Regions from separate parts of the Homo sapiens genome. Here regions 2 and 3 are each linked to region 1. Evidence: chromatin loops called from intact Hi-C (ENCODE). Cell type or tissue: A673. All regions are shown on one strand.

Region 1 (8,000 bases):
CACTAGGGGCAGGAATAAAAAGCACAGGGACTTTTTCCGTCAAATAAAGAAAGGAAGTCACTATTTATAGTAGAACTTCAGATTCAATTATTTGATTATTGAACATCTAATATCTAAAAATATGAGCCAAATTCATGATGACTAGTGAGTAGGTCATTAAAGATATTTAGAAGATGGCAAAAGCACAGCTGCTTCTATGCCAAAACATTTATGATAAATCTTTCCTAAATTGAGTGAAGGCTGCATACTTCTCATTGCTTCATTATCTGAAACACTTAAATCTACATTAGGATTACCATCATAAAGTACTTGATATTATCTAAATATATTAATGCAAGGAAAAAACTATGCAAAATATGCCATATTGATTTCCCATTTAAACCAAATTAGTATTTGCATTAAAATACTGAGAATCAAGTAACTTCAGAATTGAAGGAGTGAACACTTCAGTATTTCTTTGTAAAGAAGAAAATACTAAGGTTCTCACAAGTGCTCCAATAAATAAAAATTACACCCAAATCTAAATGATCTTATTCTAACTCCATTCACAAATAAATATGCATACATACAATTTCTAAATATCTGAGGAAATGTTATGTGAGGAAAAATAACATGCATTTATAATTCACAACATTCATTTTTCCCCCTTTCCTTTACAGTAGCTTTAGAAAATTGCTTTTTGATGATTTAGCAAATTTTATTTATTTTTAAAAGAATCTCATTTATTGAGATTGATAATTCCAGGTTTCATTTGCTTTGAAATTGCATTTTCCAATGATAAGTTCTGGCAAAATGTGGTTCCACATGCCAGTGAAATAAAGATTAAAAAAAAAAATCAGTTGACTTACTCTGTAAATGTAGTAATTATCATTCCTACTAAACTCAAAATATGAGAAGACTGAAGTAAAAATTATGATGATAATTTTAACAGCAAATTCTTTAAGAACAAGATAAGTATTTAAATAACATAAAACTATTCATATAAATTTTGCATTTGAAAAATCTTTAAAAATTTTAGTCATTCTCCAAATGTATTTTCCATCTCTGTTATCAGAGATGGACTATTACAAGTCATCAATGCTTATTCAAAAAAAAAATCTTGTTATTCAAACACCAAGTAACTCAAAAGATAAACCAGTCTGATTTATTTTATAGTACTATAATGGAAAGATGGCTCTGAAGCACTACAAAAGAGTCATGTGCCTTCTGAATGATCAGAGCACAATCACGTTCACCTCAGTAGTATTTTAGTACTAAGGGCATTTTAAATGAAAACTAAACCTCTGACAATTTGGCAGAGATGTAATGTCTCAATAGCAACACCTGATCAATCAAAACATTAAAACAGCAATACCAGATACAGAGGAAAAAAACTATAATTTATACAAGAGTATTTCTGGTTCTTGAGGAAGTAGGCAAAGTAAGTTGAACTACCAAAACAAAAGCTTCCAAAATGAACTTATAATGTATTAGCTTATGAAAACCTATGTGCTAGGCCTCAAAAATGGTACCAATAAAAATGGTGTTTAGATAGCATTTTACAAGACAGTATGTAACCAGTTCTATTTTCTTAAACACACCAAAGCGCACACAGAGAAAAACAGACCTATCACTTGATATCTACTGTGTGGATGGGGTTATTATGGTTTTTACAGATCTGCTTATGTAGCCAAGGACCTCTCAGAAAGATATTTAGGAATCCCAACATATATCCAATTAACCAGGAAAAGAAAAGATTCTGGCTGACTTTTTGAATCTCTTCATTTCACATTTTAAGTTATTTTAAAGGAAAAACATTCCATATTAGCATTAGGCAATTAGAAAATTATCTATCCTATCTTACATCACAATCTCAGGATAAAGGCTTTTGCATAGCTATAGTCTCAGAACCAAAACCACCTTCTTATTCCTTCCTTCTGGAGTGTAAAACATAGTTCTAGAGTTAAATCCAAATCTGTTGACATTTAGGGGTACCCACTCTGTAGTATGGCATAGAATGCTTTAGAGAATAACATTCTCACTCAGTATAAAACTCCAAACTGTGAAAACACAAAAAATACATTTCTAAATGGGTATTTCCAGGTAAGGACAGAAAACTAAGTGGCAAAATGAAATGTAATATTGTTACTTATGGTTTATAAGATATACCCTGACAAACTGTGGCCATAAGCCTTTCTTAGGCCAGAAAGGAAGTCAAGCACACTCATTTCTCTACTCTTCCCCATTTCCCGGATAACAAATAGTCTATTTTTTGAAGTGTGAATTCTAGGCATTCAAAACATTATATATAAAAAAACAATTAAGGCTTAATTCTTCTAAAACAGTTACATTTGCTTCCTGCTTAAACCTTCAGTTAAAATAAAAGGCAGTAGGGTTGAAATACATTTTAACAATGCACACAAAGAAATCAAATGCAAAATTAAACATAAAAGATGCATTGTCCTTTTCGATTCTTAACACATACAGCCCTCAAATAGCAAACTCCTGGTTACTTTTTAAAGTAAGTAGATTAAAAACAAGATTAACCAAATGTCCAACTCATGTCAAATCATAGCCTCTACTAGTTAAAAATTCTGTTGGTTGTAAAACTCTGTTGGTGGCCATATTGGCCTAGGATTTTTAATATAAATGAGAGTAGAAATGACAGGGGGTGGGGGAAGGGACATTCTTTCTCGAATAAAGGGGGAAATTTTTATCTAGAATGAGTTATTTGAAAGATGAAAAAGAACATTAAAAGTCAGGCTCTACAAAAATCTGAAAATGTAGCAGAAATGAAAATACAAGAAGTTATATTTTAGCTATATTATTAAACATTTAAAAGCATTCTAAACATTTTTGAAGGAGGTAAAAATATTAACTATTTGAGGAAATTATGTACTTGTTAAGTAAAAACAATATTTTTTTCTTTTTTTCATGGTCTCCAAATTGATAAAGACATTAAATTATATAATTATAGAATCATTAAAACATAGAAAGATGGTGTCACCAGATGGTTGTTATAATATGGATGTTTGTGTATATGTAGTCTTTTTAGTTTTATTAGCATGAACCCTTTAGAATGATGGTCTTTAGCTTTTATTAATGTAGTCGAGTCTAGCTGATTAAAAAGCTATTATATTCATATACAGGTTGTTGAAGATATTTCATTTTATTTTTCTTGAAATTGTTGAAAATAGTGAACACTTCTATAACTTTCTTCTTAGTTCTGAAAGTGTTTTAAGGAATTTTTTATTTGGAATATTTCAAAAGTCCACTTGTAACAATCAACTACACCACCTTTCTTATGTGTTTGAGAAACAATATTCTGTTTAACCTATAGACTTTTTTGGTTTTTAAAGAAAACGACTCCTGGATAAACATTAATTTACTGTTAAAATTTAAGTCGTTCTGTAAATGACCCTCTAGTTGGGAGGCAGATAAAAGCAACTGTAAAGCTCCCAAATATAAACATCTCCAAACTGGATACTAATCATCTTTGCCATCATTTGGGGTAAGAAATATGACAATTTTGGTTAGAAAAAGTAATTAATCAATGCTTAAGTGTAGAAAGCTCCAGAGTTTTAAGCAGACTGGTTTAAATGAATAAGTAGTAACAATTCTAACTGAGGCTTCATTACTTGGTCACTGCGCTGATTGACTCAACATTCATGTGTGAGGGCTACTAGGAGTCAATAGATGGCAGTCCATCGCCTAGTAAAAGAGCTGAAGATGACTAAAATCATCATGCATCTTGTTTTTATTCAAGACTGAATATTGCTTCATTGCATACATTTGGATATTGTCCATATACTGATAATTTAAATAATTACTTAACTATTTTATTTTAGAGACACTGATATATGCACAAGTTCATAAACATGCTAGTTTTATATTTATACTTGCATAGTAAACTCATTATTAATTTCAACTTGATAATTTATAAACTGTGATGGCAACTTCAATATTATTTTAAAAAATTAACCAGGATTCCAGATTGGAACAAACAAAGTTTTCAAATTGAATTTGTTATACCTATAAATAGAATATATTGTAATTCCTTAAAAAGTAAATTTATTTTGTATTATTTTTTCCTAATGATTCTTTTTAAAATTTATGTTTCTGAACAGCTAAAATATTAAGCAAACCTTCAAATATTTCTGTTACATTGAAACAAATTTTTACCCTTTAACTATAGGTATATAAACGAACACAGGTGTAAATAATCAAAAGAGCAGCTTTAAAATCATACTTCCTACACTTCAAGATTGGAATTGTTTAAATTAGGGGAAAAGCTAAAATAAATGCAATGTCAAATCTATAAGGATATTACTTTATACAGTTACAAAGAGTAGCTCTGTCATCTTGAAAAGTATAACATATAATTAGATTCTAATTAAGTTTAGGCTGTAATGATTTCACTATATTATGATAGGATAAAAAAACTGCTACATAAGCACAAACAATGTATTCAGATGAATTACATTTGTAATATATATGTGTAACATACATGGGTATGTATATATTTTTGGGTATAACACTTAAGTTTTTAACAAATCCTAATTTGAGATTTGAGGAATAGTTGAGGAGTTACAGCTTTCTACTGAAAATCTTTAAAAAAATTAAATGGTAATCACAAAATGTGAAAACAAACCACCTTATATAATTTATGGCCTCTTGGGCCTGTGACAGACAGACAGGTAGTTTGAGTCTACTTGTTGGTTTACTTTTTATTTCTCTAAGGAGAATGATAAGAAGTCATGTTTTGAAAGAACTTTGCCCTTTGTATTTTTACAACCTGTCTTTGTGTAAACAAAACTTTTAACTATGCTAAACCTTAAGAAACAATGTTTAACAACTTTTAATTAATATATATTATGTTATATAACTGTAATAATTAAAAGAATAATGGTCTGTTGCTTAGCACAACATATTTAATACAGTAAAAGAAGTGAGTAGTAGGGCTATGGTGAATTACTGAAATGATTTAAGCTGAACATTAAAAGTAAACTAACTTCATAATATTGAGCACCAGTCAATTAGATTCTCTAGCAAACTGTATTTTCTGCTTCTACTTAGCCTAAAATCACAATAAAAGGAAACTAGGAATTGAATAACTTGAATGGTATTAAGCAGATATTTATACATTTTGAATAAGTCAAGAAGGGCTTAAGGATATGACAGTTGAATTATTCTATATGAAATATACACTAAGCTTTTTCTAGGTTCATTGAAAAATATCAGTAACTGTTTTAGTAAAAGCAACTGAAGATACTGTGGACTGAATGCTTGTGGACTGTGGATAATACAACATTTTAAAGACACTGGATTATTACTCTTTAAGGCTCCCAGTATACTTTTTCCCTTTAATTTAATGAATATAGTCTGGAAGACTAAGAGATACCATGATGTAATCATTAAATGATGTGAGTAATAAAAAAATCAAATTCTTTTAAGAACAGGAAGATAGGGTAGGGGGCAGTGGAAAAGAGAAAAAGTGTATTATTGCTTTCTCCGTACAAAAACTCTTCAGATGTTTATTATCTTCCAGCAGAAGATGCTTGTCTATATTTTATGGTCAGCAGTTCAGAGAAGGGTAAATAGGCTAGGTCTTGGGGAAAATAAAAAAGGTGTTTCTACTCACCGTTAGGTGATACTGCCTCCAGATTTCTGTGCAAGCCTGGAAAATAAAAATATTGATCAGCTGGGAGCATGAAACAAGGTACTTTACAGCCTGTTGGTTTTGGCATAACCCAGCATCCACCGGTGTCGGTCACAGGAAAATAAGAAGCTTAACAGAAAGGGTCTGCATTTCAGCTTCAAAAACCTGGCTAGACAGTTTAATTGAATTTTACACTGGTTTAACACACTCCCCGCCATTGTCAGAAAGCCAGTAACAAAGTTTTCTCTCTTTTTCTTTTCAGGTTACAAGTTTTGGGCACTAAGATGTGATAAAGAGCCATAACTCAGTTAAACTGATAAATGAACAGCAGTGGTCAAAATCAATAAAACTCACCAAGTACACCTTTTAAAACAGCATTTTGAACTTTGGTAGTAAGATGGAAAACAATTTAATAGTAACTGCTTTAAGAAGACTTCACTGTTATTACATATTTGTGATAGCTGTTGGCATCTTTTACGGAATCACTTGGTGCTAACTTTTAATACTCTATAAGAAAGAGAATTAAAAACAACAAGAACAAAAACGACTGCAAGAAACTAAAGTCCAAACTGTCTAATCTTTCCATATCCACATCTGTAGCAAAAACAACTTTAAAAATCCCCAAAACGTCGATAATCTTGTAAAAGATATACTAATTGAAACTAGAATAGGTAACAACAAAAGAACCAACCAAACAAGCAAATATAAACAATAGCAGGAACAACAAAAACAGTGATTAGAATATATTTTCTTACGAACACATATATAAATCTTCTTATGCCTAAATTATGACCTTGTTAAGGACACTTTTTCTAACCAAGCTGCTTATGTATAGTTGATCAGTTTACCATCTTCTCAGGAGCAAAAAGTGTGTTGTTTGTAACTATATAAATGGTTGGAATAAATTAAAACACCAAGCAAAGGAAATGGTGATTCTTAAAAGCGAATGGAAATTTATAGCTTTTGTTTATAGATGCATGCCTAAAATTAGAGTAAGACTTTCTGAAATCTTTGTAATTTTTGATACCTAGTTTGAAACAACTCTTTACTTGATTTGTCATTCCTCTTTCATTTATTTTTCAAAGTATTGATAAGACTAACAAAGGTAATTCATACAATCTGAAAATATCATGGCTATGATAATAATTTAAGAAACATTTGAATGCCAATACCTCTACTGATTATACCACCATAAGTGATTAGACAAAAAAGTAGATATGTTTCAACTATGCTGAAACATATCTATGCTGAAAAATTTTATCCTTTACGCATTTTAACTTTCCTGTGTAATTTCCTATAGAAAGCTGTGTAGACTGCTCCTATAGAAAGCAGTCTACACAGCTTTCTATAGGAAAGACTGTTTAGTGGTCAGCTTTCCAGTTTTAATATCAAATTCCTGGAAACTAAAGTGTCTTACTAAAAAAACCCACTTATTATATCCAGTCATTTCTGGATGAACAACACTGATGAAAAGACAACTATTTTTAAAAAGTAAAAGGTTGATTCATAAGGCAAAGATCATGTTAGTTACCAAATGTAGCCACAAACTTTGTTACAAAAGTTCTTAAGAATATATACAAGAAATATCTATTTTTATAAACATGTATACACACAAATATCTAATGTACAATATATCCTTAAATATTCATTTCCTACCTTCTATCATAAGCTTTTTGCTGTGTATATATAATTTGAGTTGGATTATTGTAGAAATAAGCAAGCAGTTATTTATACATTAGTTATGGATAGTTCTTGATTACCACAGTGTCCTCAGAATAATACGGTTGAAAAATCGCAATCACTGAGTTGTCATACACTGGCAGAATGCCACTCTACCATGTGACCTTTTCTTGTGTTGCAGCAATTTAGTAATAAAAGAAAGAATTACTTGGTTTTTGAACAATCATCTGATTGCTCTGTACATGAAGATGATGCCCAATATAGAAAATTAGTAGTGAGAGACATGAAACTTCTTTTCATTTATTAGACAATAGTATTGTAATTTTTAAAAACTCCTACTTGACTGTCTCATAAGTATTTTTACTCAACATTCTCATGCATAGTTTCATTTTGCTATTTTTTGTAATACTTATTTATATTTGAGGTTAAAAAGTAAACAAATATTTTTCATTTCAAACTAGGTGTCAATATAAGGCACACATCTTTATTTATATCTATGTATCATCAATGAATTTTTAAAACCCTAATTTTTCTTTTTGCTTATTATGGCTTCAACTTCTTTTTACCATTCCCTAGTCGTTGCACGTATTTTTCTTCTTATCAAATAGAATGCCATGGCACCCAAATGTATGTATCTATTGCATGGAAAATTATATACCTATTGCATAAAATAAAGTAATTT
Region 2 (8,000 bases), 330 kb after region 1:
CGGGAGGTAATGAGTGCCCTATCTCTGGGGATATGTAAGCAGAGACTAAGTGGCCACTTGTTGGGCTGCCAACAGAGTATCAAGAATCAGATGTGGTATTGGATGATCTTTTTTACTTTTTAATTAAAATTTTTTTCTTAATAAATAGACACGGTGTTTTGATATGTTGCCCAGGCTCATCCTGGACTCCTGACTTCAAGTGATGTGCCTGCCTAGGCCTCCCAAAGTGTTGGGATTACAGGCATGAGCCACTGTTCCTGGCCTGGGTGATCTTTGAAATCTTTCCAGTTCTGATATATATGGTAGAGTCCTGATCCTCAGGAAGACTTAGGGGGCAGTCCAGTCAGTGGTCTGTGGTAGAAGGGAGAATGACTTGATGGTCCTGGAAGCTTATAGGAGTGGAAAGAGTGGGGGACAAACCCAATCAACCAGAGCCTCCCCCTAACTCCTACCCCACACCACTGAGAGTATGCACGTTTGATCCCAGGGGTGGGCAGCAATGGCCGGGCTCACACCAGGGAAGTGTCTGTCGGGGGTATTGCATAAGTGCCCCCTTCTGATGTTTCCCATCCTCTCTCTGTATCTCTCTGGATTCCTGCAGTGGCCCTAGGGGGAGGTAAAGAGGCAGAGACTGTCACTTCCGTTTTACTAGGGGAGGGGATGGAGGCTACACAGCCATACAGCTGGTATGGACTGGGGAGTCAGGAGGAGCTGGAGTGCTCCTGAGGCCTCAGTTCCCTGGTATTTTCCAGCTACCTGTTGTCCCTCAGCCCTTTCAGAGATGCGCTTTGGAGGCGGAGCAGTCTGGGGCTGGGCAGAGCCTGGGGCCAGTATGGGGAAGAGTTTCAATCAGAAGGGCATGATTAGCAGGTTGGATGCGGAGAGAGAAGTGAGACCTGAAGGCCAGAGGTTGGAGGAGAGCAGAGAAAGTAAGAAGCAGCCACTGGGGAAACAGGGATATTTCAGGCACACTGGCCGGCTGGCCCATGGCAGCTGCAAACCATGGATTTGTGAGGGTTCTGGCCTCCAGTGCGGTACCATCAGCAGCCTGAGAGAAGAATCATGGGGTAAGAGAGGCAATGGAGAGCTAAGAGGAAGACAGCTGAGGGTCCTTGCCCATTTTTCGGATGAGGTGACTGAGGCTTTGCAAGGTGGAGTTGCTTACTCTGCTGCCTAGTTCACAGTCATCCCCAGCTTAGACTTGAGTTTTGCTCTGAGGGCATTTCCTGGGGCCACCCTCCTGCCCAGATCTTGCAGAGGTGAACGGGTGATAGGATCCAACCACAGAGGGTAAGGTGGCGAGCAAGACTGGCAAGCTGAAATTCCTCTGATGAGGAGGGCAGTGGGTGAGGTGACACTGGGGGAAAGAGTAAGGCAGGGAGGGCCAGTTTTGACCAAAAGGATCTTGGGGGCTCCTCATAGGAGGTGGCATTTGAGAGCTGGGTAAAGGGAGGAGAGGGCATTCCAATCAAAGGCAAGAGAGATTGTGCCAAGTCTGGGACTCTGGTGAGCATGTGCAGGGAGAGGACCAGCACGGCAGGATTTGGAAAGGGAGAGAGGTAGAGAGATGTGGGTGGCTTAGACTTTGACGGAGGCTTTCGAACATTTAGTCTAGAAGCATTTAGGGAGATAGTTTTGAGCTATGTGTCTCAGATGCTCAAGAAACATTCACTCTGCTGAGTGTTTCAGGTAAAAAGATAACATGACAGTGACTAGCCCTGCACTATCCAACAGAAGCAGAATGCAAGCCACGTGTAATTTTAAATGATCTAGTAACTACATTAAAAAGAGTAAAAAGAAACAAGTGGAATTAATTTTAATAATATATTTTATTTAATCCAGTATACCCCAAATATCATCATTTCAACATGTCAGCATATAAAAAATTTGATGCTATATTTTCTCTTATTTTTGCTGCCAAGTTTTTGAAATCTGGTGTGTATTTTACACATGTAGTACATCTCAATTTGGATGCGAAACGTTTGACAGTTAAAGTTAGATGTAGTCCTACCAAAACAATAAAGCTGTGTTTAGTGGGACAAATATTTTACACTGCTTCTATTTTAAAATTAAAATTAAAATCAAATCAAATAAAAAAATTAGCTCCTCGATTGTACTGGCCACATTTCAAGTGCACAGTAGCTACATAGGACTAGCGGCTGCTGTATTGGACAACACAGCTCTAATACAAGTGCTTGGCACATAGTAGGTGCTCAGTAAGTGCTCCTTGGTAGAGTGGATCAGTCACATTCCTTTAGAGGGTTCACAATTAGTAACGAGGGTGAGTGGAGGGACCTCTACTATCCTCAGTCAAGGGTGCTTTTGTTTGGTATTTTGGGCTTCCATAGAAAGCTCCGAGTAGAGTTCTGGAGCAAAGACAAACAAACTAACTAGAATATTGTTAGGCCAGTGGATTGGCGAAGGGCCCTTTCAGTATAGAGATTCTAGAGTTCTTCCTAGGATGCCTGCCTCCAAGACCAGACTCGGGTATATGGCCACTATGTCCAAGTCTCAGATGAACTGTTCTTCAGCAGCAGGTAAGATCTCTGTGGCCTCTGGAGGAAGAGCTGGGGCTGGTTAAAGGAAGCTGCAGGAGGCAGATTATGGCTGAATGCAACATATGGCTTTCAGAAGCAGCCAGGCTGGGCCAAGAATGGAAGCTTTATCTTAGAAAGGTAGTGAGCTCTCCATCATCAGAGGTGTGAGCAGGCGCTGGACAAATGAGGAGCAGAAGAGTCAAGGATGACATTCTGGTTCGGACTCTGTGACTTTTGAGGCAGGCCTGTTCTAGCCTGGGTGGCCAATGCTTCTGTGCCAGTACTGTGTCTGCAAGTGCATCTACCCACTTGTCTTTCCCTTCTGCTGCCTGACCCTGAGGCTGCCACTCATGTGGACTTGACAGGGCAGGGGCCACAAATCATTTCTATCCCCAGCGCAGCCTCTCGGCACAGCCCCGGTTCACACGGATGCCTGGGAGGCCTGCGGGATGGCTCTGAGGGTCAGGCTGGGGTGCCACCCAGTTATGAGATGTCGCTTTGTCTCTTGGTTGGTTTGAACTGAGAGCTTTCGTCGAGGAAGCTGTGGCATGGCTCAGGAATCCTGCTGGGTGAGGGGAATGGAGGCTGAGTCAGCACCTCCCTCTCCGGAAGGCCCAGAGGAGGTGGTGGCAGGGAGAGACTTGGCAAAGCAGGCAGGGCTGTGAATAGCGGCCATGGGTGAAAGGGCAGCCTCAGACCCTGGGTTCCTTCCTGGGCTTTTGATCTCTAGTGAGACCTCCTTCCGCCGCTCTCCCCACTTAGGTCCCCTCCCTGTCCCCCTCACAATAACTCACAGGGCCCTGAGTTTGAAAGGCCCTGAACACACTGAGGTCAGCGGAGTGCGAATCCCTTTCACCAGTTTAGAAAGCTGACCTGTCCAGCCAGTGTGGACTGTGGGGGCCAGAGGTTTCTTTTTGGGCAGTAGGGGTACGTTGCAAGTGAGTTTCCAGCCTTCTGGGCTCTGGACTACCTTCTAAGGAGGGCACAGGAAGGGCAGCCAGGGTTCAGAGGTGGCCTGTCCTTTCCAGAAGATGCCAAGTCTGATGAGACTCTCATGGGGAGGTTTGTTGGGGGGCATTTAGCCAGGTGCTCCCATTATGACTTCCTTTTTGGGGATGCCTGTCTCCTGTCTGTTTTTGTGTCTCTCCCCATGTCTTTGGGGGTGCATCTCATTCTGTGTTATTTGGCTTTATTTCCTGTTTATTGAACCTTCCTCTGTGTCTGTTTCTGTCTCCCGGTCTAGCTCTCACTAGCTTTCTTTTTCGTACATACTCTCTCTCACACACACACTCTCTCTCTCCCTCTCCTTCTTCTCTTTCTCTCACACTCATTCACTCATTCAATTTCCTTTCTCTCTTGCTATCTCTCTCTCTCCCCAAATCCCCTCTTCCCCTGTCTCTTTCAGGCTGGACGCCCCCTCAGCCCTGCCCAGCAGACCTCCACGGGAGCTATGGCCAGAGGGAAGGGGCTTCAGAAGCTCACAGACCGTGCTGGGGCCCTGGGCCCCTCTGACATGGGCAGGTCCTGGTCTTTTCTCTCCTAGGACCCTTTTCCTTCCCTGGATGCATAGATGCTGTCTGCTGCTCCCGGGATGAGGGCAGAAAACAGAAGCAGGAAGTGGGGAGAGCCCTCTCAGAGCTCCCAGAAGGGATGGGTATGTGGAAAAGCTCAGGATTCCTGAGTCAGGAGTAATAGGCAGCCCCTGTGGGATTGAGAGTTCACAGATCTCTGATCCCTGGAGAGCCCCAAATAAGGTGTTGAGTCAAAGGCACAGGCTCATGGGCAGGGATGAAATGGTTTGAGGACTTCTTGTAGCGAGTTACTTAATCTCTCTGCACCTCCATTTTGTTATCTGGCGAATAGAGTTGACGCAAGCCTTGTGGGTTACAGTGAGAATAAAATGAAGTGAAGTGACAGCTGCCAAGGGCGTGGCCCCAGGGCCTGGCTGTAGTCAATGCTGAGTAGATGGCCACGGAGAGGCCTATGTTTGAGGACGTGAGGCCCGTCATGGCAGAGGGCAGCAGGCTTTAGCCACGGTCCTGTTGGCAGCTGGAACTGGCTGGTTCGCCCACCACCACCTTCCTGTTTGGAGCTGTGGAGCCACGGAGCGATTCCATAGTACTGAAGAAGCCGATTGCCTGCAGCCGGGAGCCCGGGGCATCCAGGCTGAACAACAGTGCCCCCAGGTGTCGGCTGCAGAATGAAGGGCCACTCACTTTCCTCCTCCTTTGCCTTTAGGAAGCTGAGTCTCCCAGCCTGCTTCATGGCAGAAGAAAAGGGTCAGGCCCCAGTTTTCCCTGAAGAGAGGCACAGGGAGCACAGGGGGGTGGAGGCCTCCAGGGTGGGGGCAGAGGGTAGCACCCTGGGCCTGGGAGGGCTGGGCGTCTGAGGGGTTGTTGGGGCCACCAGCCTGGACCTCGAGACTCCCCCATGGGAGCTGGAAGGGCCTTGGAGAGCACCTGAGACGCCCCGCTCCGTCATTCGCATGGGAAAACAGGCTCAGAGAAGAGAGGCGGTCTGCCCAGATCACACAGCAAAACCCCCAAAACCTAGAGAGAGAGGATGGCTCTGTGGAAAATCCTTGGCATCCCTTGCCTTTCGATGTGATAAATTCAGTTTTCCTCTCCCTCCTTTCCTCCATTCTCACAGGGCCGTCCGCCATCCCCACTGTTGACAGCCAGCCCCATCAGTCTTATCTCCCCATGGGGTGCTGCCCACACGTCCCCCCGCACTGACCTCAGTTCTTGAGAGAAGCCCTGCCCTTCTCTCGCGGGCCTCCCTTTCCTCCTGCTCATTCCTCCTGTGCCTCCAGTCCCTGTGTGTTGGCTCAGCTTCCCGTCTCCAGGCCATTGCCCACTCAGGGCCTGCCACCTGGAATGCTGTCCTTGAGCCTGGACCTGGCCTGGCTTTCTGGAACCAGCCCACTCCCCTGTGGGGATTTCCAGTGTTGGGTCATTGGTCCTTCACAACTGGCTGAGACCCAAGGATTCTTTAGGGTCCAGTGTGGAGTATGGGTGAACAGGCAGCCTCTCCATCTCCTTTTCCCAGTGTGGCTTTGGGGGCAGGAAGGAGGTTACCACCATTTTGTCTTGGCCTCTGCTGGGGCTTTCCAAGGGCAGGTCCCCTCCCTGGCCCTCTGTGTGCTGTCCCCTGGATGTAGAGAGGTGTCTACATGTCCCCTCATGTAGAGAGGTGGGTTGTTACCTGAGTTCTCTTTTTGTCTAGGAAGGAGTCAGGACCAAGGTTCTGCTGGGGTGTGGTCGTGGTGGGGGCATCACGTAGAACCCAGGGGGGAATTGGCAGCCTGGTAGCCATGCTTTCCTTGGCTTGCCCTGTATTGATGATGATTTTGAATTAGTTACCAACATTGCAAAATCAGGAAATTTCATGTATGGATGGATGCCTGGCTTCTTTGGGGAAGAAAAATCAGATCTGGCAACCCTGGGGCAGCTGGCAGCCTGGCAACCCACAAGGCAACAGTCATCTGGGGCTGCTGGGCCCGAGTTCTCATGCGCTCCCCGCTCAAGTTGCTCTCGGCACTTGTGCTCTGTTTTCCTTGGCCTGAAGGTCTTTGAGCTTCTGGAGTCTTAGCATGAACTCTAAAGAAACCAGTTTGGCTCAGTCTCTGCCTGTGGCAGCTGAAGCTAATGGGAGGCAGATCCTGGAACTGGCCGGTGGGGCCGAGTGTGCGTGCGTGTATGTGTGTGGTCAGGGAAGTGGGTAGTCAGGCTTACAGGCCAGAGGTGGGTAGGGTAGCGGAGGCAAGAACTTAGGGCAGTGGCCAAGCAGCCACACTCCTTGGCAGGTCATGTGCTCTATACCCTGCAGGTAGGGTAGTCCAGGCACAGAGGGCGCAGGCTTGGCCCAAGGGTATGCAGGGGGCAGTTAGTGGCAGAGATGGTGAGGACCTGGTTTCCATCTCCCTGCCTGGCGGGCCACTCTCCCCTGTGATCTCTGTCCTGATCTTGTAGCTGTGGGCACCTCAGCTGAGACCCAGATAGACAACTGCTGGAGGCCTCTGTGGTAACGCAGGGCATCTGAGGCCAGGTGGCCAATTGGAGGGGCTCCTGGGGCCTTTCCCTAGTGCCCAGGGCCTGTCCCACGGGTGGGGGCTCAGGTTTCGGTTCCTCCTCGCTCCTGGGTCCCCAAGTTTCACTTTGATTCAGTGAGCGAGAGCCCCCGTGAGAGCCAACGCCGCTGAACCCCCACCCTCTCTGTTTGTGCACCTGGTTTGCCCCAGCCCCTCCCCCTCCTCTTACCCCCAGTTCCTTTTCCCATGGGGTGGTGTACTGGTGTTCGGGAGAGCCCTGGGGGTATGGGAGAGGGCAGGGTGCTGCCATGTGGGGATCTCAGTTCAGGGAATCAGTTTGGGGGCCAACCAGTAAAAGAGTGGTGGGGCCGATGGAGGGGGATATAGTCTCATCTGCTGTGGGCAGTCCCCTGCCAAGGCGGTCTGGAACTTGAGGTGAAATGGCCTTGGCTTTCTCCACCCTGCATGCCCTGCTGCCCCATGGGGAAGAGAATCCCACAGTCCTTTCTCTCTGGCTTGGGAATATGGTTTAATCCCTGGCTGCATAGCCTGTGGGTCAGAGAATTTACAAGGCTTCAAACCCCTGCCCCTGCTGTGTCCCTTCTTCCTGTCCCTTTCTCTGTCTGGGCCTCAGTTTTTCCATCTAAAACAGGAGATCAATGAATTGCTGAGGTTTTTTTCTGGCACCAAAATTTTGAGTTTCTCCTGGTTCCATCTCAAGTCCTCTTGGCATTATTGTAGGGCAGCAGTTCTCAAATGTTTGGTCCTGGGTCCCTTTAAACTCTTAAAAATTATCAAGGACTTCAAGGAGCTTTAGTTTATGAGGGTTAATTAAAATGGATGAAAGTTTAAAATATTTATTTATTAAAAATAACAGTAACAAACAAGTAACATAAATAATATTTTTGAAATAAGAAAGAACCGAATCTTCCAAACCCAAAATTTAGTATGAATGGCATTGGCTTACAGTTCTGCAGATCCCTTTAGTGTCTGGCTTAATAGAAAACAGCTGGACTCTCATAGCTGCTGCTGTATTCACTCCGTTGTGATGGAACACATCTTACAGCTTCTGAAAACCTCCACTGTAGACTCGTGAGAGAATGAGAGTGAAGAAGACAAATCACACATTAGCATTAATATGAAAATAACAGGTGCAGCAAACCACTATGGCACATGTATACCTGTGTAACAAACCTGCACATTCTGCACGTGTATCCCAGAACTTAAAGTAAAATAAAAAAACAATGAAAATAATTTTGTCCTCACAGATCACCTGAAAGTATCTTGGGGACCCCTTCTTCCAACCCTGGCAGGGCTCCCTGGACTACACTTTGAAAATTTCTGCTTCAGGCTGCTGCAAAGTCTGAACTTGCCTACTTATCACTCATATAGATAAGGTGAGCAATTAAGTGGTTTCAGTTAAAAGAAAGGTG
Region 3 (8,000 bases), 350 kb after region 1:
CCCTGCTCCCAGCCCAGCTCTCTTTGGCTTTATAGTGTGACCACTGGGAAAAAATTGCCCTCTACCCTCAGCTGTACAAGGCTGATGGTGAGAGTGAAGCACTCACTTTGTGATAGGCGAGTGTGGTGAGTGTGTATGTACCAATACTGTTTTCCTTTGGCTGTTGGAAAAAATGAGGCTGGGTGCGGTGGCTCATGCCTATAATCCCAGCACTTTGGGAGGCTGAGGTGGGCAGATCACCTGAGGTCAGGAGTTCGAGAACAGCCTGGCCAACATGATGAAACCCCTAAAAATACAAAAAACCTCTACTAAAAATACAAAAAATTAGCCTGGCGTGGTTGTGTGCACCTGTAATCCCAGCTACTCAGGAGGCTGAGACAGGAGAATCGCTTGAACCTGGGAGGTGGAGGTTGCAGTGAGCCGAGATTGTGCCACTGCACTCCAGCCTGGGTGACAAGAGCGAAACTCCATCTCAAAAAAAAAAAAAAAAAAAAAAGAGAGGTTCAATAACCAATCCAGGGCCACAAAGCCAGTAAGTCACAAGGCTGGGATTCAAACCCAAGCACTCTGTTTTCAGAGCCTGTGCATATAACTGCTCTACTAGTTGGCAGAGGCAGCATATAACCCCCATAACACCCCTTCCTTGCCCTACACCTCACCCCAGTCTTAGTCCCACCTGCCTTGCTCTTGGAGCTCCAACGTGCATTCTGCATGTTTTCAGGGCAGGAGGAGCACTGATTTTTCAAGGTGATTTTTCTCTCCCTGGCCTATCCCTCTTGACCTAGGTATAGACAGCTGAGAGAAGGCTCCAGCAGGGAGGAGAAGCTGCTGTAGGAAGCTGGGACTCCTTGGCTCAGTCCTAGCTGGAATCTTATATTTGGGAAACGGTTTTCTAAAAAGGGCAGAGGGAATCCAGGTCTTGTCTGTTAGGAACAAGCTTTTACTATTCATGATCAAGGAAGTACATTTATTTCACAGTTGTTTTTGGTACTTGTCTTTCTGTCCCTCAAAGGTGGTCTGGAGAACTCTTTCTCTCTAGAGCTATACCCTTTTTAGCAAGACAAATTAGGAAGATAGTCCCTAATATGGGATAGTCTTGAAGGGTAGAACTGGAGGCGCCTTGGAATCATATATAGTGATTTTAAATTGTGTAACCCCAGCTGGGCAAGGTGGCTCATGCCTGTAATCCTAGCACTTTGGGAGGCCGAGAGGGGTGGATCCCTTGAGCTGAGGAGTTCAAGACCAGCCTGGGCAACATGGTGAAACCCCATCTCTACAAAAAATACAAAAATTAGCTGAATGTGGTGAAAAAAAATCATATCAATCCAATGTTTCCTCTTTAAAACAAGTATTTTGTAGCGCTTCCTTTGCTATCCTAAAATGAAATTTAGAGGAAATAGAATCCACTCATACACATAATTTAAAAAATAGATTTAATGCCCCAATTGTAACAAAAAGGGGAAAGAAAAGTAAAATCATAATAAAATGATATATTTTCATTATGTAAATGCTCAGACATGACTACACCAGAAGACATAATAAAGTAGTTAGTTGCTTGCACTTAGGCGTAGAATCTCCATGAATGCAGCAGCTATAAATGTGGACAGCTGTGTTTTTTGGCAATATAAATATCTCTGGCGGTGTTGCCATCAGTGAACTGATTTTCTGAAATTATGAACATGTCCTGATAAAATTCCAACCAAAGCAAAGCGTAATCTTCCCTCAATGTATATGTTGGTTGTATTCTTGGAAAAGTTAGTGTAAATGAAAACACCAAATCTCTGTGTATGTCGGAAACACAGAGTTATGTTCATGGCTCACCTATCTATAAAGAGTTTTCACCAACTTCAGTGTGTGATGGGTCATTCCAAAGATGTGTGAGATGCAGGCCAATTATTTACCGTGCTGAACTGTGCTGGGTAGCATCCCTGGCCCCATCCATTAAATGCCATACTTCCTCCCCCATAACAATATTAGTAATAATTCATAGATTTCCCAAATCTCCTCTGATCTGATCATGCTTACCGACAACCACTGGAATGAATGGGTTTCTCTCTAGGGTATCTTTCTTTTGGGAAGTTCTGTGGAGTCTGTGAAAAAGCAAAATCTGCAGGTATTGTGCACCCATTGTGTGCAAAACCTGACCCGGAGACACAGAAGCATAGCCTGATTTAGATGTGGAGGTGTGAAAGCTACGTGACCCCGCTCCATGGGTGCTAAGCTCCCAGGGGCCTCAGTCAGTGAGCATAGCCCCACCCACATCTTATCCTTGTCTGGGATGCCCCTTGCCTCTTCCTTCATGCCCCCAAATCCAAATCCTGGCTCAGATGCCACCTTCTCCTTCCAGGAGAAGGACCCCCCATCCTCCTGCACTGGACAGGTTCTTTCTGTCTCTAGACTTTCATTGCCTGCAGTTGAGGGCTCTCTTAGGATACTTTCACAAGCTTGGACTGTAAGTCCATCTCCAGGCCTTCTCTCCTTGACAGAGTATGGGCTCCCTGAGGGCTGAGACTGGGTTCCCTGGCAGGGCTATGCTTGGGACCAGAGCACCAGCAACAGATCAATGAATGCTGGAACCAAGGGATTCACCTTAGCCAGGTACCCCTCTTTGTACACATCTTGTTCTTTTTATTTTTTATTTATTTATTTTTATTTTTTTATTTTTTTTGAGATGAAATCTTGCTCTGTGGCCCAGGCCGGAGTGCAGTGGCATGATCTTGGCTCACTGCAACCTCTGCTTCCTGGGTTCAAGCGATTCTCCTGCCTCAGCCACCCAGTAGCTGGGCCTACAGGTGTGTGCCACCACACCTAGCTGATTTTTGTATTTTTACTAGAGGTGGGGTTTTGCCATGTTGGCCAGGCTGTTCTTGAACTCCTGACCTCAGGTGATCCATCTGCCTCGGCCTCCCAAAGTGCTGGGATTACAGTGGGGAGCCACAGGGTCCATCCCTTGTTCTTTTTAATTTAGCAAATGGCTTCTGTTTTCTTGTCCTCACTCTCAGTCCTTATTGACTCTTAGGAGGTGCTCACTGTGCAGACAGCACTCTCTCACTTGGAATCCAGCAGCTTGTTTGCTCTGACCAGTGCTGTAGGCCTGGCATGATTTATTGACCCCATTGCACAGATGTGTTGAGAGAAGTGTAAGATCACACAGCTGGCAAGTGGCAGAGCCAGAGCTTGCTCTCTGTGCTCCACCACTTTTGTCACTTAAACACTTCCAAGGCAGAGCCTCTTCCCTGGGGTGTCATTCATCCATTTACTGGCTCCTGATGTGGTGTCGGGCACTGTGGTCTCAGAGGTAGGTAAGGCCTGGGAGACCCCACTGTTTTCCCTCAGGGATTTTCCCTAGGGACCCCTTTGTTTTCCCTTAGGCAAGGCATGGAAGGGGAGCATCAGATGTCCCCTGGGAGGGTGTGGCCACTATTTCCCAGTAGGAGGTCACACCGGAGCAGCTGTCTCCCTTCTCCTTTGTACCTGTTTTTTGTTTTTTTTTTTTTGCCAGTTTCAGTGAAATTCACTCTACAAGTATTTATTGTGTGCCTGCTATGTGTGCTAGGTATTGTCCTAGTTGCTGGGGACACAGCAATGAACAAGACAGACAAAAATGTTTGCCCACATGAGTGACGTTCTAAGGAAGAAAGACAATAACTAAATAAGGAAAATAAGCAGCATGCTGTTCTATGCTCTGGAGGAAAACAAAGCTAGGTGAGGAGACAGGGAATGAAGCAGGGCTGAGGGGGGGGGGGCTTTGCTGTTTTTGGAGGGTGGTCCTACTGATGAGCTGACGTTTGAGCAGAGGCCTTAATGGAGGGAGGAGTGAGCCAGGCAGATATCTGGGGGAGGAAGTTTCCGGAGAGAGGGAACAGCAAGTGCAAAGACCCCAAGGCCGGTGAGCTTGGCATGACTGTGGAACCCTATGGAGGCGAGTGTGGCAGGAGCAGAATAAGCGGGGAAAGAGTGGGAGGAAACGAGGTCAGAAAGGTGGGATTGCTGGGGGGGTACCCAGTTAAGTACCAGTAAAGCCTAGTAAGCTGTGAGGGGCTGTGGGTTTTGCTCAGAGTGGGAGTAGACAGCAGCCTAGAACCTCCAACAGGGAACTTCAGAGGTGCATTTTCTCCCCTACCTCCAGTGAGTCACTCACTCCAGCATACCTTCTCTCCTAATCACCTCCCGAACCTGCCCCCTTCTCTGGATAGCCATTCCCACTGTTAGCTCTGTCCTGGCTGAGGGCTCCCACTCGACCCTGGGCCTCAGTCTCATCTCCCTCCAACAGGGTCTCTACACTGTGGCCAGATTAGACTGTATGACCCTCCTCCCCCAACCCTTCTGTGTCTGGAATTGTGAATGTATTGATATCATCAGACAAGGGACTGACTGGAACAGAGACTGGGGAATCTGGGATGTGGGGATTGGGGCTGCTGGTAAGTGGGTTGTCATTTTGTCTGGGAGGCAGTGCAATGCGGTGCAGTGGGTGGCCCAAAGCCCCTCCCCCAACCCTTAACCAGCTCCTAATCCCCAGCCCTGTCTCTGGCTTCGGCAATGGCTCCCCCCAGAGGCACCTGCTTTATTTATGGCTTCTCCCCAACTCCCCACAGGCAGAGGGAAGTCCATTAGTGTGTTTGCAGACTCTGCCAGCTCTGAGCAGATGCAAAGCTTATTTGCAGACTGTCATTGCCCTGGCCTCCTCCAGAGACTCTCATGCTGGGCTCAGCCTTGTGCCTCCAAGAGCCACCTCCCTCAGGCAGCCACCGGTGCAAGCCGCTTTCCTGATTTCCCTAAGCATAGTCTTGGCTTGGAGTTGGGAAAATTAAATTAAATGCCACGAAGGAACCATAGCAGTGCATTGGGCCATGTTGACAGTAGGGAATGAAGTCTTCTCTGTCGATAGGAGTTCATTGTTTTGACATAAATTAGGGAGGCATTGAGAGAAAGTGGAAAAAGTCTTGACCTGAGAACCTGGGACCCAAGTTCAAGTCTCTGTTAGGCTGCTGAGTATCCTGGTGATTTGGGGCAACAGTTTATTGCCTTCTGGGCCTCAGTTTCCAAGCTGCACAAGGAGCTGTAGACAGGCTTGGAATCCACTCCAAGCTCCAGAATTCTCTGATTTGAATTTTGGGGATGTTTCTTTCATCCAATGAGCTGGGGACAAAGTGATTTGTCCAAAATGGCTTGGTAATTCTGAAATTGCCTGGAGATTGGCCTCACTGGGGTACAAGGCACTGAGGAGGTGAGACACCAGGGCTCTCAGTCTCACCTGGCCTGATAACTCTGCTGTGTGACCCTGGGCAGGCCACTTTCCGTCTCTGAGCCCATTTTCTCATCTGCAAAATGGGAATCGTAATCTCCTGCCCATCTCCTGAGATTATCAGGAGAATCAGATAAGCTGATGAATGTTTCATATGCCACAGGAATATGTATTTGAGGGGTGCGATTGTTATCATTTTGTCGCTGTTATCCTTTTCAGATGTCTAGGCATGCACACTTGCCAGTGTAATACAAGAATATGCCCCTATAAGGTACAGAGCCCAAACACGTCAATTTAACTACATAAAAGGGAAATAATTGTGCTTCCATGAATAATGAAGAGCCCTTCTTATAATTTGTGCTTGTTCAGTTCCACACCCTCATAAATCCACCATTCCTGTGTGTGTGTTTGGTGGAAAAACACACCACAGACATACACAAAAGCCTCTTGAGTTCTTTTCAACTGGGACAGGAGATGACACACGTTGGCAGACAGAGGCTGATCTCTGTGTATCCAAGAGGAGTCGAGCCAGTCCGAGTACATCTAACAGGTCAAGCTCTGAAATGAAGAAGCAATAAGCCAGTGAAATGGTACTATCACCGAAACATGATTGATCAATTGAATTCTATCAGAGACAGTGGACAGTGAGATTAACTCAGGCCTGATAGGTTCAATGAGTTAAAGCATGATGTTCATTTCAGCTTCATTTCACCAGTCTTTGCTTGTGAAATTGGTCAATCAATAGAGGTTGAAGATCATATATATATATAGATATCGGGGACCATCTTATGGGGAATATAATCTTGGTAGTTGGCTCCTGGCTGGGGCTGCCTGCTGCGGGTAATGGAGACAGAACAGGGACTCCATCAGCCCCATCGAAATGGCCTGATATCTTCTCCAAATGAAAAGTATTTTTGGATCTCTGATGATTTATCTTTTTTTTCCTCCCTCTCACTTTGATCTATGACAAAACCCATACCCATCTTGGAGAAATTTAGTGATTTCTCCTGAAAACATTTGTGCAATGATCAGATAGATACACTTCAAATACGAACCTTCTTTTTAGTTATATCGTCCTTGGGAAAAAATACAGACAGTAATTTAAAAACTCAAATAGGGGTAATGCAAAGATATCAGAGTAAATATGATTTTTAAACCCTTTTATTTATTTATTTATTTATTTCTGTGCAGTGGGGGATGGGAGAGAGACTGCTGTGTGCATGAAGGCCATAAAAGGGATGTATGCATCCCTTCCAGGTCCTTCCAGGTATAATTAAAATGAAGCCTTTCACATTCTTTGATCTCATTTAAAAGCACAATTCACAGAAACAAATCACCCTTTTGCTCCTAGTAATATTTCATTTGCTTCAGAATATTTTCACTATGGCGGTTAACATCCTTTCTAATTAGTGTGCATATCCCTCTGTAAGGTGGAGTAATTAGGGACTACTGTATGAGGTAATGGACTTGGACAGTATGGATTAGAGAGAACAGACTTGCCCTGTGGCAATGCACCAGGTATTACTTCCTTTCTGCCTCTTGTTTCAGGTCATCTTGATTCATTTTAGCACAGAGAAATCCCATCTCTTCATACCAACACCATGAGAGCTTCAATAATGTATTTGCACTGTTTGTATATCAGAGTGTATATTAGGTTCTGGATAATGGATAGTGATGCTGAACAGCTCGACAGAGAGGGAAGAGCCTCTCACACTTCACTCCCTTTCCCCTCCTCCAACTCCTGAATTCTAATCATGCTGAATTATAGCCGTTCCCCTGCACCATGCTTTCTGTGCCTCCAGGCTGTTGCAGATGCTGTTCCCTCTGGTTGGAATGCAATTCCTCTTCCCTGGGCATTTCTTTGGCTAACTCCATCCTTAAGACTTAGGGTAAGGCTGGACATGGTGGTTCATGCCTGTAATCCCAGCACTTTGGGAGGCCAGCCTGGCCAACATGGTGAAACCCCTTCTCAACTTAAAATACAAAAAATTAGCCGGGTGTGGTGGTGCATACCTGTAGTCCCAGCTACTTGAGAGGCTGAGGCAGGAGAATCGCTTGAACCTGGGAGGTGGAGGTTGCAGTGAACCAAGATGGTGCCATTGCACACCCCAGCCTGGATGACAGGGTGAGACTCCATCTCACAAAAACAAAACAAAACAAAAAAACCCCAAAAAAAACAAACAAAAAAAGACTCGGGCTACAGGGGGCCTTTCTTGGGCTACACTTGCCCCTAGTCTGGATTAAGTGGAGTGAGTTAGTGTAGGGCTAGGAGCAGACTCTGGAACCAGACTGCTTGAGTTCGGACCCTAGCTTCTCCACTTCTTAGCTGTGTGATCTTGGGCAAGTTACTCTTTTTTTTCTTCCCTCCCCCCACCCCCCCAATCTTTAGATCTTGTGACTAGGCAAGTTATTTAACCCCCTGCCTCAGTTTCCTCATCTGTAAAATGGGAGGAAGCAATAACAGACTTGACATCTTAGGGTTTTTGTGAGGATCCAATAGGGAAGGTGCTTAGAACAGTGTCTCGCAGAGTGAGCTCTGAATAGGGTCTGGCCACTTGCATTAGGCTCCCAGGGCTGTGTCTGCTTCTCAGGCTCCTAGCACTTATCGCACTACATTGCAATTATTCACTTGTCTTCATCCTCCAGTAGGGGACGGGGCTAAGACTTGAAGCTCTCTCTAGCTCTGGTGGGAAGGGCAGGGCCAGATACCCAGTATGTAGCTCAGGGATCAACGGATCCAGGAGGCTTGAGGCAG

Evidence for each region. Peaks named below come from ENCODE experiments on the same cell type or tissue, not always from the same donor. Only the 100,000 strongest peaks of a DNase experiment are listed, where the experiment ranks them.
Region 2: it touches region 1 in a loop (13-fold over the local background); 23 of 110 quality-filtered maps call a loop at or near these places.
Region 3: a loop joins it to region 1, with 4 times the contacts of the local background. A loop is called at or near these places in 22 of 110 quality-filtered maps.

What each region holds. Positions count from the first base shown.
Region 1 is chr9:37,325,455-37,333,454 of GRCh38, reverse strand. ZCCHC7 (zinc finger CCHC-type containing 7) reads right to left here. Exons shown (of 9, transcript NM_032226.3): 6 at 5,621-5,656. Among named protein-coding and RNA genes, the nearest start is that of LINC01627, 65 kb to the left of the region's middle. In A673, a CTCF peak has its summit at 3,661; DNase peaks (open chromatin) are centred at 3,664 and 7,454; H3K27ac peaks cover 3,321 bases.
Region 2 is chr9:36,992,734-37,000,733 of GRCh38, reverse strand. All of the region lies in intron 5 of PAX5 (paired box 5), which reads left to right. Among named protein-coding and RNA genes, the nearest start is that of PAX5, 38 kb to the left of the region's middle. RefSeq lists enhancers at 843-892, 2,550-3,064, 3,065-3,580, 4,082-4,582, 4,484-4,643 and 4 more. In A673, CTCF peaks have their summits at 606 and 4,725 (motif pointing left); DNase peaks (open chromatin) are centred at 3,123, 4,683 and 7,593; H3K27ac peaks cover 335 bases.
Region 3 is chr9:36,976,932-36,984,931 of GRCh38, reverse strand. The region is part of intron 5 of PAX5 (paired box 5); the gene reads left to right. Among named protein-coding and RNA genes, the nearest start is that of PAX5, 53 kb to the left of the region's middle. RefSeq lists an enhancer at 4,005-4,504. In A673, a CTCF peak has its summit at 4,573 (motif pointing left); a DNase peak (open chromatin) is centred at 4,581.